Regions from separate parts of the Mus musculus genome. Here regions 1 and 3 are each linked to region 2. Evidence: chromatin contacts called from ENCODE POLR2A ChIA-PET data. All regions are on one chromosome and are shown on one strand. The core of a region is the stretch at or near the end of the contact, and the rest is flanking DNA. Distances in the headings are between cores, read along the strand shown.

Region 1 (4,470 bases), core at 161-2,660, 160 kb before region 2:
GCACAAGTCAGGATGTGTAGGTACCTGTTTTGTCTCAAAGACACAACAGAGCTTCAGGCAGTCACCATCCCAGGAGGCGACAGAATATTTTATCTCCCAGGAGGAGACAGAATTCAGGCCCAGGCAGCAGGTTGGGCCTGGAAAGCTAGGGCGTATTGCAACGCTGTGAGGGCTCATCTTCTAGACTGGAGCCCCCAGGTTCCGGCGCCAGAAGGCTGAGAACGATTTCAGGACTCTAGAATAATCAGGTAATGTCTGCTGGGCTGCCTCCATAGTGGGTGGGGTAGGGCGGTGGGTTGAGTAGGGGCCATACACACCGAAAACAAGATGTTTGAACTAGGTATCCGGTGCAGCCCACGCTAACTCCCATCCAGCCGCTGGCCTGTCCTTGTTAGCAGTTGGCCAAGGTGTCAGAGAAGAGGCGTGGGAAAGAGGAACCCCCCCCCCCCGGTTCTGACCCTAAGCAAACATACGGAGATGTGTGTGTGTGGGGGGGGCAGATCCCTTAGCTCACACCAGGTTTTCCTAACCTGCTCCCCACATCCTAAACCATAGGCCCTGGGCCGCCTGCAAACTCCCAACACGCCCAGCCTTACCTGATGCCCTCCCGTCGGAGTTTACCCGCACATCTCTAGTCTCTGACCTCGTGCGACCCCCTGCAAATATCTTAGGGCTCTCTCCAATCCGCCCCCACTCGAGCAAGCTCCGCCCACCCCCCCCCAAGTCTAACTTCCCGGGCTTTTCCTCACCTCCCCCCAAGGCCTGTAACCTGACCCGCCCACCCCCTTCCCCAGCGCCCTCTACCTGCAAGCTCCGGCCCTCCCGCACCCCTCCAGGCCTTTTCCCTCGGGCGGCGCAGCCCTCCGCCCTCCCACCCCCCGCCAGCCCGAGGCCTCCCCTCCCCCCTCCAGCCTCGCCTGCCGGCTCCACGCGATTACCCCCTCCGGCCCTGAGACTTCAAGGATCCCGCGACCCGCGCCTCCCCCGAGCGGCCTTCAAGCCCTGCGGGCCGGGCCCGCGGGCTGGACGCTGTAGGCCGCCAGCTGAGATTCGGCCATCTCACTCTTGCCCTCCCGCCGCTGTCAGCGCCGCGGGCTCGGCTTCTGGTTCGCAGCAGGGCGCCCGGAGGCCTCGCCTCTCGGCCCTCCGCCGGAACCTCTGATGTCCTCGGGCCGCCCCGGGCGGGAGGAGGCCGGAATTGGGCCTGGGGCGGGCCATCTCACCTGCGCTGTGGCCGCGCTCCGGGGCCTCCCGGCGGGCTCCGCAGCGGCAGCTGGGGCCGGGCCTGGGCCCGGGGCGCGCCTCCCTGCGCCTCGGCCTCGGCCTCCGCCTCTGCGGCCTCCGCGGCCTCCGCCTCAGCAGCAGTGGTAGCCGCGGCGGCCATTCATTGTGGGCCAGGCCGCCCCAGCCGAGCGCCGAGGAAGCGCACGGCGCTGCCGGCAGGGAGGAAAACTGCCTCGGCCCCGCCCCTTAGGCAAGCTTAGCCGCGCTTCGAGCGCTTCGGTTCTCACCAGCTCCTCTTTCCTCCCGGGTCTCGGTTCTGTAGACGGGCTAAGTTGAGTGACTGCGGGACAGGTTGCTCTGTATCTTGGAGCTTCAGTTTCTTGTAAAATGAGAACAACTGTTGTTCCAGGAACAGTTTAGGCTCTTTGTGGAAATGAGGTTTCATGGAGCTGAGCTGAGTAAACTATCAAGATCACAGGAAAGTGAATACGAAGATTTAAACTTAGGTTCAAGAGGTTAATAAAGTGAAAACTCAGGATGCTTATGCGATGTGAAGTTCTGTTAGCATTTTGCACTAACTCAGATAATTATACGTCTTATAACTAATGTTAGAGAGGCCTGACTACTTTTTGGATGGGTAGCAGAGTCAAGAACAGAAGAGTGCGGACTGGATTAAGAGTGTCTACTGGCCGGGCAATGGTGGCACACACCTTTAATCCCAGCACTTGGAAGGCAGAGGCAGGATTTCTGAGTTCGAGGCCAGCCTGGTCTACAGAGTGAGTTCCAGGACAGCCAGGGCTACACAGAGAAACCCTGTCTCAAAAAAATTAAGAGTGTGTACTGCTCTTGTTGAATAGAGTTCAGTTCCCAGCAGTCATGTCAGATGGCTACAGTTCTAGAAACTATCACCTTTTTGCTCTTTGAGGACTTACACACAACTGCACACATACACAAAAATAACAAAAAAATAAAATTTTGAAACAAAATAAGTACCGTTGGGCCTGGTAGAAATGCCTGAAATCTCACCATATGAGAGACTGAGGCAGGAAACTCTAATCTGCCCTGGGCTATATAACTCCAGGACAACCTGGATTAAGAGTGCCCTCTACCCCCAATTAACAGATAACATATAGCAAGGCAAGCTAAGATAACTCTCACATCCCGGATCTCCATATTTTCCTGATGCATACATTAGGCCAACACTCAGTCTGAGTGGCTCCTTTGCACACTTCCCAGGCATTCGGTTATTTAATCTTTGCCCTTGACAGCTAAGATTCCTATTTAACAGGTAAGGGAAATAGGAGCCTTACATTTTAATTAACTTGCCCAGAGTACGTGGTGGGACTGAGATTCAAAGACAGTGAATACTATTCTAGAGCCTGAGTTAACCTACAAGGTGCACACAGAAGACATCTAAAGGTGCAGAGTGCCTCCGCTTTTTGCCCTGAATTAAACTAGTGAAACTCCCTTGTAGAAGAGTTGTATTATTAAGAATCACTGGTGTAGTGTAGCCTGCGCACTTCCTTCCCTAGAAGAGTCTTGACCCTGGTCGCCCACTGTAGGTAATGTCTCTAATTGGTCAGTTATTGTCATGTGATTGGCCCGCCCTCTTTGCCAACATGGCGGCTCCCAGGCCCTAATGCGAGAAGCATGCACCGTGACTCGTTGGATCCTGTGAGCGGAAGGGAGACGCTTGTCCGGGTGGGTGGGTGGGTGGGTGGGTGTGTGGGTGTGGTGGGAAACCTGAGCCGAAGAGAGAAGTTTGTCCGGGTGTGTGTGTTGGGAAATCTGAGCCGCGGGCCTTAGCCTCTGTTGGGTCCAGTGCCCTCGAGAACGCAGGATGTTATGGAGGCCACCGGATTTTAGTTTCTACTTTATAGATATAGAGGCCACCCCCGCCCCAGAATGCAGCTCTCTGACCTCCCTATGCCTTTTCCCTTCTCTCGAAAACGGCAGGCGGGTTGAGGCGCCCGCGGATGTCCCTCGCGAGGACGATCCTGTGGCTAAGCCGTCCTCTCCGTCCGGCCCACAGCCTCTGTAGAGCTCAGTTCATGGAACGGAAGGCCCAGAAGCCTCCCTCTCCACCAGCGATGGAGAACGGCACCCGGTCCTGGGAAGAGCGCCCACCCGCGGACCCGGTTGCGACTGTCACTGAGGGCGCCGCCAAAATCGTCTTTCCCAGTGCTAACGAGGTTTTCTATAACCCGGTGCAGGAATTCAACCGGGACCTGACGTGAGCAAGGGTCGCGGGTTAGCTTGGCCAAGGGGAGTTGGTCAGTTAGGTAGAGGTTGTACGAGAATATCAGTCCGGGACGCGGCACTCAAAGGAAGAGAAAAGTTGGTAGAGAGGCGTCAGCATTAGTCGAAGGCCAACATCTTGAAAGATGAAGGCACATACCGGATTTTTATATTAAGTGCCAGGACTATACATTCCTTTTAGGGTCCTCCTGTGTTCAAGGTGTGTGGCTCCCCTTTTCCCTTTACAATGTGGTCGTGGACTTTGACTTCCGAGAGTTAATTCCTGTAGTTGTATTCACACAGACCTGTTACTTTTCTGCAAGTCAAATTTCACGTCAGTTTACATACATTGAATTGAAGAGGGGGGGGACTTTGCAAAAGTCACCTTACGGTTTTCTGGGTTTAACTAAAGATAGAGCAGTTAGCATTTTTAGCCTTTGAGATGGGATTTCTCTACTAGAATTTGGGGCAGTAAGGAAGGGACTTTATGGATTAGGGAGGGACAACAACCTTTTCAACTGTCAAAGGGAGGACTGAGGACCTGGGCCACAGCTAAGGAGCTGGCATACAATGTGACCACCTCCCTACCATCCCCTCCTCCAGGTGTGCTGTGATCACAGAGTTTGCTCGAATTCATCTTGGGGCCAAGGGAATCCAGAGTGAGTGGAGGTTCAGGCCTGGGGGGAAGAGTATCACTCACAAAGTTCACTTCCCACTTCATCCACACCTCATTTAGGTTCCTGAAAGCTCTAGGCTCTCTGCTCTTTCTGCCTTTCTCCTGGGGGTTCAGGGAAACACCTTCTTGCATGAATCATCAGGATTTTGACCATTTGAAAGTTACGGTGAAATTTCTTAAAAGGATCATTGATAGTCTGGTTTTTGCCTGAGTGACTGCAGTCAAGGTTCCAGGAGAGAAGGACTCAGAGAAAATAGCTGTGGACTTGTCTGATCAAGAAGAGGAAACAGCTGGAAAGAATGAAAATCTGGCCCCAGGGGACTGGCCACGGA
Region 2 (4,786 bases), core at 1,633-4,132:
CTTTCCTATGTCTCACCTGCCAGAGATCTAGGCCCAGTACAGCAAAACTATCATAGGCATAGATATTTGCATCGGGGGAGTATTCAGGGTTGTCAATTTCTGGGTGTATCCAGGTACCCTTGTAATCTGGGTTGTCAATTTGACGTGGTTTCCACTCGCCCTGTAGAAGAAAACCAGATGAATAGAGAGGCAGACACATCCCACAGTACAGCCAACAACCCCGACTAGGACCCCAAGGCCTATCTTGGTTTGTTTCTGCAGTGCAACATTAATCATAGCACCCAAGGAAACATCCCACCAGGGAGCCACACCCAAACACCCAAGCCTACCTTGTATTCAGGATTTTGAATCACTGGTGGTTCCCACTCTCCATCCATCTCTTCATCCCAGTCCTCAGGCTTCTTAGCATCAGGGTCAGGGATGTGCTCTGGCTTGTCCCAGTCCTAGGAGTACACGTGGAGGTCAAAGTGGACCCAGATGTCCTCCATTCTATGACAGAGGTGGAGCTACCCTCCCAACACTAACCTCAGGCTTGGAATCTGTGGGGTCATCGATCTTGGCTCGTTCATCCCAGTCTTCCGGCTTGGCAGCATCAGGGTCCTTTATCTTCTTGGGTGGCAGAAAGTCCCAATCATCCTCCAAGGAGCCTGACTCCACCTGGCTGTTGTCAATTTTCACCTCATAGGTGTTGTCTGGCCGCACAATCAGTGTGTATAGGTGTGTGAATTCATCATCCTGAAGAGGGAAGGAGGTGAGCAGTCCCTCCCACCAGGCTGCCGGGACCTCCCATGACAGCCATTTAAATGACTACCCCAGGCACACCTTACACCGGATATCCTTGTTGATCAGCACATTCTTGCCCTTGTAGTTAAAGATGACATGAACCTTCTTGGTGCCAGGACCGCAGATGTCCGGACCTATGTAGGAAGCATATGCAGGCTGATGGCAGGCTCTATCCTTTGAGAAAGGGAGACCTAACCTCATCTATTTGTGACTATATACCATGCATACACAGGAGCCTGCAGAGGTCTGAAGTGGGCACGGGAGTCACAGGACACTGTGTGAGTGCTGGGAACTGAGCTTGTGTTCTCTGAAACCACTGAATTCTATCTCCAGCTCTTATTTTATTTTTGACAGAGGAGACTGTTACATTTAACTGAAGCTGCCTTTAAAGTTCTGATCTACTTCAGTGGTCTGAATGCTGGAATTACACATATACACAGCCATCGCTATCCAGAAATAAAAACCTGTTTTGGTTGGGGTTTGTTTGTTTTTTTGAGACAGGTTCTCTATACAAAGTCCTAACTGTTCAGGAACAGTTATACATCTGACTTCAATGCATCCATTAAAGGCATAAAAGACTACAAATCTGAAACGATTACCATTCTGGGGCCAGCAAATGGCTCAGTGGTAAATTAGGTACTTGCCACTAAGCCTGACAATCCAAATTTGATCCTAGAACCCAGATGACAAAAGAGATTTCCAAAGTTGCCCTCTGACCTTCACACTAGCACACCCTTTCATACTTGAGTACAGAAGAAATATGCACATGCTCAGATTTTTCACTGATTTTTAGACCCTGTCATTAGCATCATTTCTAAAATTATTAACACGTAGAAAATATCATACAAATGAACAATATAAGTCTTCAAGTAATATTGTACACCAACTAATAAAGTTGTCCTTCAGGACAAAAATTTTCATCATTCAAGTGCTTTCCATGGTATGAAGATCAGCATTCTGGTTACAAAGGGTTTCAGTCTGCACCCACTGTCCAACCGGCAGAGGTCAGCACTGGCTGGGGGCCCCTCACCAAACATGATGTTATATTCTGAGTCTCCATGCATGTCCTTCTGGTCCAAACCACTCGGAAACAGCTTCACGTAGCCGCCCCCACAGTCGATATTCTGCTCATGCTTCACCGTGAACTGTACCACCAGTGTCTGGCCCTTATTGCTGAAGGGTTCGAATTTGGCGGACAGTGCGTAAAATCGGGCATCTTGGCTTGTCTGCAGCCCTGTGATGAAATGGGACTGTCATCAGGTGAACCCGGAATACCCTAGACCTAGAGGGGCACGGCTGACCTCCCTTCCTTCCTCCACCTGTCCTTGGCTCCCGTGTTCCTGGGAAAAGCCCCAACAAGATGTATGTGCTGACTACAGCTTCCTCCAGGAAGTTGTCCTGCACCCACTCCCTTGTACCTTTATCCTTCTCCAGGTCCCCGTAAAATTTGCCAGAACTGAGGACAAATTTGCCAAAATCGGACTTATGTTTGGATTCGACCCAGCGGTTGGTCCAGGCATCTGAAAGGGAAGGGCATAGAGTCAGATTAGCGGGGCCGTCCGACCCCCGCCCCCATAACCAACGTCTGTCAGGAGCTACAAGCAGGTGGGGGTGGGGAAGGGGATTCCCATCCCAACCTCAAACTTGACATCTCGATGGGCTTCAGGTCCTTGGACGAATCCTAACTCTGGGGGCGGGAAACGGCTGAGCCTTCCTAGTCCCACAAGGACGCACACATGGAACCGCCCGCGGCCCTAGTCCCTCTGGGGCCACAGTGTTGGCCCTCTGAACGGTAATTACATTACACACGACGAGGCAGCCGAGGTCTCGGGGCCCAGCAGTCGCTAAGCGGCCTCGAGACGGGCCCAGACCTTACCTCCGTCCAAGAACTGCTCTTTGAAATAGATGGCAGGGTCTGCGGCGGCCAGGCCGAGGAGGCCAAGCAGGAGCGGCACCGAAAGGAGCATGGCGGGCCGAGGGGGCGGCGGCACACAGGCCTTTTAAGACGATCTTCAGGCAGCGGCTCTGCGGTATTGACGGACGCGGCCACCGCCGCTTCAATTTATATTCACCTACCTCTCACCCGAACCTGACACAGCCGCTGAGCCCGCCCCTCGGTCCTTTTGACTGGTTTAGACCTACAGCTGTCCCTTTCCATTGCTTCCCAGTTGGCTCAGCAAGTTAGGCTGTGGCTCGGAACGCTGGGATCCCAGATGGCTGATTTCTATTGGTCGCACTATGGGCCAATGAGGGTCGACCACGCGTTGTGGGGGACGCCCCCTGGTGGGGTGGGGGCCGCTAGCCCACTCAGGCACGGTCACGTGACTGAACCTCAGCCCAACCCCGCCCTTGCTGCTGAGAGTCTCTGGCTCGCTAGGAGTCGTTTAAAGAATCCGCGCGAGCGGTACCAGGTGTTAACCGTGCGGTGCGGGACCGAGACGGGTCCTTAGCTTCGGCCCTTTCCCATCCTCTCTGGTCAGAGGGAAGAAGTAAGGATTATTTGCAACTTTCACGTTCCGTCTGTCCTGCACCTAGGGAACGCCCACCGATGGCGAGCGTTTCCTATTCAGGATAAGGTCAAGGGCCAGCCAGGATCCTGAGGTTTCGCTGCATTCTGGTTCCACAGTTGTTCAGGCCATAGAGAACGTACCAGCTTTCTCCTCTCGTCCCGTAGTTCCCTGCAGCCTGTGTGACATGATACAAGTCATTTCGCCTCCCTGAAATGTCAGAAGCCAACAGGGGTGACCCTGAGCTATCTTGACAGAAATGCTTTTAAACCTTTTAGGGCTGTCCACGGTTCAAGAGCAGGAAACACAGAAGTCTCAGGGGTGTGAGTGTAAGCGTGTTTTCTTGGGTGAGAAGTAGGGGTTTTTTGATTTTTGTTTTTTTTTTTTTTCTCTTTCTCTTAAGCTGGAGAATGAAAGGAGTCACTTCTTGTGGTCTCCCACAAACGACTTGGCTTTTGCAATAAACGGCAGAAGGCAAGGGGTGCCGTTTGAGGAGGAAAAAGGACACAGATGGCTATGGTGATAGTTCTAGTGAGATAAGCAGGACCCTTGGATCTGGAGTCCTCTGACTCAAATCATGTGACTCTGCCTGCTGCCTGGAGGAGGAAGAACAGTACCTGTAGGGGATGGGGGATGGGAGGTGTTTCCAAACTGAGGAATTGGGAACCCTGAAACAAGACTATGAACTGCGCAGAAGGAATCCTTACAAAAATGGCGTGCTTCCTTTGCAGTGAGAGGAACTCAGTCAAGCAATGACACTTGAGGTCAAGAAGCTGGGTCTCCACCCTGTCCCCCAGGCAGTGTACAGAACTCAGCATTGCTGGTGAAGGTCCCACTGGAGGACACCCAAGTTCAACATGATCTTGACAGACCTGTGACTGACCTGACCCTCCCTCCAGTCCTGTGCCACTGACACATATGCTTGATGCCTTCTGCTTTGTCCTAGTACCCAAGACGGTGAGTGAAGCAGGGGTCAAAAGTTCAGTTCTCAGCTGCATAGTGAGTTTGAGGCCAGCCTGGGTTAAATGATACACTGCTTTAACACAATGAAATAAAGGACAGGAGAGATTGGTTTGGAGCACTGGCTGCTCTTCTGAATGACCCCAGTCCTATTCCCAGCACACACACATGAAGGATCAAAACCAGGTAATTTGAGTTTCAGAGGGTCTGAAGCCCTATTCTGTGGGCACCAGATGTGTAAATAGTACAGAGACATACGTGCAGGCAAAACATCTATACAAATAAAATAAAAATTAAAAGCTTTAAAAAAAAAACAAACCCTGAATGTGGTAATGCACAACTGTAAACGCAGTATACTTCAGCAGGATAGCAGGCAGGAACATGAGAATCACACTTGACCAGCTTGCTTGCAATGCAGCAGGAGAAAAGAAGAGAGACCCTGTGTCAGATAAGGTGGACGGTGAGAGCCGGTGTCCTCTGACCTCCACACTATGTTGTGATGTGTAATGCAGGTACATGCACACAAACACTATATT
Region 3 (4,616 bases), core at 615-3,114, 190 kb after region 2:
CTAAGTTGTTTTCAAGTTGAGGCATTCCCATAGACCTGTCCCTCACCTGAAGGTCAAAACAAAGAAACCACAGCAAAACCTATCAAAGGCCTCGGTAGTACTTTGGGATTCGAATCATGGTTACTTTAGTAAATATTGGTTTAAGCAGGGCGAGAAGAAAACGAACCTGCAGTCAACTGGGGAGCTGTGCTTAGAGCTACATTTTCAAATAATTTATGATTTGAATCATTATTGCTCAATAAGCTTAAGGTCAGGTAAGCATAATTTGGATGGATCATCTCTAACGGAGCAAATTATGCTATATCCACTGAGATAGAGGTGCGGCTGAAGAGTGAATCCCTTATCGGCGGTAGGACTAGGAGGGGATGGAGACGGGAAGGGGGTAGAAGAAAGCACCAGGGTCTCCAATTCTATAATGGTGTACGGCTGAAAAGGAAAAACTACTGAATTCAAACGGCAGAAGCATTCATGACCTGGCTCTTGCCTAAATTGCTCTGGGCAATCCTCATCTCACTTTTAAGGTAGGTTAAGGGATTAGGTCTTCTGATCGAATTTAGCTGCCTTGTTTTATTTTAGAAGTTATTGCCAGGGGCTGAATAAGATGACTCAGCGATTAAGTGCACTTGTTGCTTTGCTACAGGACCCTGGTTTTGAGTGCCAGCAATCGTATATGGCAGCTCACAACTGTCTTGTAGCTCTAGTTCCAGGAGATTCAACACCTGACTGTCTCGTCAGAAACGTGATGCAGACATAAATGCAGGCAAAACAAACATAAATCCGGTGGCGCATGCCTTGAATCCCAGCACTTGGGAGGCAGAGGCTGGCGGATTCTCAGTTCGAGGACAGCCTGGACTACAGATTGAGTTCCAGGACAGCCAGAGCTACACAGAGAAACCCTGTCACGAAAAACAGAACAAAAAATGGCCACGTGTTATTTTTCAGTCCCATGTAAAAAGTGTTTAAACAGCATTGAACAATAACAGGACAGTTGCTCTAGTAAAATCCAGCACCGCCAGCTGCCTGCCCTGCTCTTTACGTCGGTGTAGTGCTGTTTAGGGGAGCGAAAGAGAAAGTTACATTTTAACCCCCTCCCCCAGTTTCTCTGTGTAGCCTTGGCTGTCCTGGAACCAGTTCCATAGATCAGGGAGTGCTGGGGTTAAAGGGGTGCGCCGCCACTGCCCGGCTTCATTTTAACTTATTTTTGATCAAAGGGTTTTGTGATGTAGCTTTCCTGGCACCAGAGGGGTCTACTGTTGCCTTATTCCCTATCCCTGCCCTCCCTCCCTCCCAATCCAGTTCTGAGGCACGCCGGACTGCGGAACAGTTTAAATTTTAGGGAGTTGTAGTAAGGACACGGTTAGCTGTAGTTGAAGGATTCCTAGGTCCATTACACACCGAAAACACCCATGCACTACTAAATTTCTAGCTCCAGCAAAATCTGCAACTCAGTGGGGCTGGGGCCAGTTAAGAGTACTGTGGGCTCTCGTAGAGGACCCAGGTTTGATTTCAGCATCCACATGGCTCACCACCACCAGCTTCACAGGCATCCAATGCAATCTTCTGATCCCCACGGCACTGCGCGCACATGGTTCAGACAAAAATACCAATATACGTTAAAGAAGAAAGAAGAAAGCTGCAGTAAGGAAAAGGAAACGAGACGCTGGGAGGACCTAATGGCAAGAGAGGCCTAGAGGCGGTACTTATTCTCTCACGTGACTCAACTTGGCCAGGGCCACTCTGTGCCAGATCACGTGTGAGTGCTTCGCTCTCCGATTGGCTTTGGTAGGCCAGTTTGAACGGCGTACGGAAGCCGAAATTGTTCATTTCGGCCGCGTTTAATTTTTTTTTTTTTTTTTTTTTTTTAATTCCCTGCCTCTGGCTCCCTCCTTCCGCGCGAGCCTCTGGAGAAGCTGCAGCACTTAGGCGCCGCCGCTGCCTCCCGGGGCCTGGTAGGTGGGCCTCGCTCGGCCGGGGCCCCTTGGCTTCAGCTCGCCTCGAACCTCCCTGGGTTCTGGGCCTGCGCCGCGCGCCGCCCAGGCGTCGGGGTCGCGCCCGGCTGAGAGGCGGGGTACCGGGTTGGGCCAGCTCTCGAGGCCGGCAGAACGGGCCGGGCGGGGGAGGGGGAGCTGATCTGATCTCAAGGGGTGGGGCCTCGGCGCCCGGGCAGGTTCGGGTGCCACGAGATGCGGGCCAGTGGGGCGGCTGGGGTCGGGCTGGAGGGGCGCTGATTGGGGGAATCGTCGGGGGACGTCGCGTGGATCGGGTGTGTGTGGGGATCTGTTTCGGCGGGGCTTGGTTGGGTCTGATTCGGGGGAGACAGCCTTGAAAGTTGAGAGGGGAAGGTTGTTTAGTCCTAATAGGGAGGGGCGTCAGACTTGAGACCAGAGGGCTTTGCTGAGTCTGGCTGCGAGGCGGTGGTGGGATCCGTTGAGGGTAGCGCACCGGGCGGGTGTTTGTGCGGGACTCTGTAAGGGAAGCTGCAGGGATTGGACGGATGGGGTCTCCGACGTGAAGTGATCGGGGGTGAGGGGGTGGGAGGGGGCTTAGGGGAATTTGATTGGGGGAGCTGCCAGAGGTCCGTCAGCATTAATTCCTGCTGACTGGGGCGGAGGGTAAGAGCTAGAGAAGCTTGGCCAGATCTGATTGGGGGCAGGCAGCGGGCATTGGGGGCTTTGGTCGTGGGTTGGGTGATTCTGACTGGCTCTCATTCAAAGAGACATTGGAAACCTATCGGGTATTGCTTGTATTCTGGTTAAGGAGGGTCACAGGGCCGCGTCTAGGTCAGAAAGGGGGCCATGTGGCGTCTACTGAGCTTGTAGAGCCGGTTTAGAAGAGGGAGCAGGGATGAGCAAGATCTGGGCGCTTAGGGACCTAGAGGAGCTCAGAAATCTAGGAGGCGGCTGGCATCTAGTGGAGCTGGAAGGCTGGATTTTGGGGAAGGGAATCCTCGTGGACTGAGCCTTCACCTGAAAGACCGCTGGGGCGGGGCCCCTCGCCCTGGAGGGAGGCGGAAGCCGTGAGGCCCGTAACCGGGGGCGGCGGTGGCGTGGATCGCTTTGGAAAGAGGGTTCCTCGTTAGGCTCGATGTGGATCCGTCGCGCCCCCGCCGCTGGTCCTGATGGCCCGCTTTTATATTCCCCCCACTCGCACTCCCGAGCCCGCGACTGCGTGGCCGAGGATGGCTTAGCTGGCGGGGACCCCGCACTTGGACAGGCGCGGATTGGAGGCCTCCGCTTCTCGGCGGAGAGCGCTTGCGTCTGCATGCAGCCGCCTCTGCCTCGGGGACTCAACTTGGGTCTCACACAGAACTCCAGCGACCCAGCGCTGATCCAGGCTCCTACCCCTGCAGTTCGCCTTGCGCCATGGACTGGCAGCCAGACGAGCAGGGCCTGCAGCAGGTCTTGCAGCTTCTCAAAGACTCGCAGTCGCCCAACACAGCTACTCAGCGCATTGTGCAGGATGTATCCTTCTTTCCTTCCGGGGCTCACGGAACAGTGCCGATGTCTGCACCTCGTGAAGGCCAGAGAGGGAGGGACTACTTCTTGATTCCCAGACTTTTTCTGCTGAGAGAGAACATGAATTAAAGGTTTAGGTCTTTGGTTCCATTTCTGGAGTGGAGAAAATGATGGGCATGTCTGATGTTCACTGAGTACTTAATCCTGTAACTGTTGAGTGTTGGTAACTTTCCTTTAACAGACGGGAACCTGGAGGCTTAAACAGGGAAAATGCCTCAGCAAGGACCCAGGGTTAAGAAGTCCAGCCATCGCAGATTTTAGTGGTATGCCTTGTCAGAATGAGGGTAGATAGGTAGGGACGTTGGAGTTGCAACATGAGTGTTTTTGAAGTTGAAAACTTTTTTCCTAAGAGCTCTTTATATCATATACATATATATGTAGATAGATATAGATTAGTTTTGTTATTAATTTGATACACCTATGAAGAGGGGCCTTCAGTTGAAAAATTATCTCAATCAGATTGGCCTGTGGGCATGGCTGTGGGAAATTTTCTTGATAATAATTGATGCTGGTCTGTATAAGAAAGGTTGGTGGATGTGAGTCGGGGAAGGAACCAGTAAGCAGCTTTATGCAGAGGTTTCTTCTTCAGTTATATTCCTGGAGTTCCTACCTTGGGACTTCCCAATGATGAGCTAAAACAAACCCTTAGTGTTTTATCACAGCAACAGAGAAGCAAATTAGAGTAAGATCAGAATTTTAAATGATATATGGTCATGACAGCATCCACCTTTAATCACAGCGTTCAGGAGGCAGAAGCTAGTGAATCTCGGAGTTTAGGAGTAACCTGGTCTTATGAAAACTTTCTCAAATAAAAAAATTGAATGTTTGAAGCAGTATCAAATTTCACTTGAAAATGGGACTAGTCCATCACCTTTTCCTGCAGGGCTGAGACTGGAACATACAAGCCTAGAGCATGCTAGCCACTTGCTTTATTCTTGAGCTGCACCCCAAAGTCCTGCTCCTGAAACTCAGCCATTCACTTGTGTTTTCTCTCTCTCTCTCTCTCTCTCTCTCTCTCTCTCTCTCTCTCTCTTTCTTTCTTTCTCTCTTTGAGACAGGGTTTCTGTCCTGGAACTCACTTTGTAGACCAGGCTGGCCTTG

What was found. ChIA-PET counts read pairs that join two places held with the same protein, here RNA polymerase II (POLR2A).
Region 1: POLR2A ChIA-PET joins it to region 2 with 25 read pairs in embryonic stem cell. The contact joins the promoter of Nacc1 here to the promoter of Calr in region 2. POLR2A ChIA-PET finds 5 or more read pairs at or near these places in 3 of 5 experiments (Patski and embryonic stem cell).
Region 3: POLR2A ChIA-PET joins it to region 2 with 20 read pairs in embryonic stem cell. The contact joins the promoter of Tnpo2 here to the promoter of Calr in region 2. POLR2A ChIA-PET finds 5 or more read pairs at or near these places in 4 of 5 experiments (Patski and embryonic stem cell).

What each region holds. Positions count from the first base shown.
Region 1 is chr8:84,686,452-84,690,921 of GRCm38, forward strand. Nacc1 (nucleus accumbens associated 1, BEN and BTB (POZ) domain containing) reads right to left here and starts at 1,411. Exons shown (of 6, transcript NM_025788.3): 1 at 1,224-1,411. Trmt1 (tRNA methyltransferase 1) reads left to right here and starts at 2,796. Exons shown (of 17, transcript NM_001164559.1): 1 at 2,796-2,898; 2 at 3,181-3,457; 3 at 4,066-4,121; 4 at 4,360-4,470. The coding sequence starts at 3,201.
Region 2 is chr8:84,844,049-84,848,834 of GRCm38, forward strand. Calr (calreticulin) reads right to left here and starts at 2,883. Exons shown (of 9, transcript NM_007591.3): 1 at 2,660-2,883; 2 at 2,202-2,303; 3 at 1,814-2,017; 4 at 823-917; 5 at 526-735; 6 at 330-443; 7 at 17-160. The coding sequence starts at 2,750. 1700122E12Rik (a long non-coding RNA gene) reads left to right here and starts at 3,099. Exons shown (of 3, transcript XR_106144.5): 1 at 3,099-3,272; 2 at 4,022-4,247.
Region 3 is chr8:85,035,029-85,039,644 of GRCm38, forward strand. It overlaps Tnpo2 (transportin 2 (importin 3, karyopherin beta 2b)), which reads left to right and starts at 1,865. Exons shown (of 25, transcript NM_001364032.1): 1 at 1,865-1,949; 2 at 3,307-3,461. The coding sequence starts at 3,363.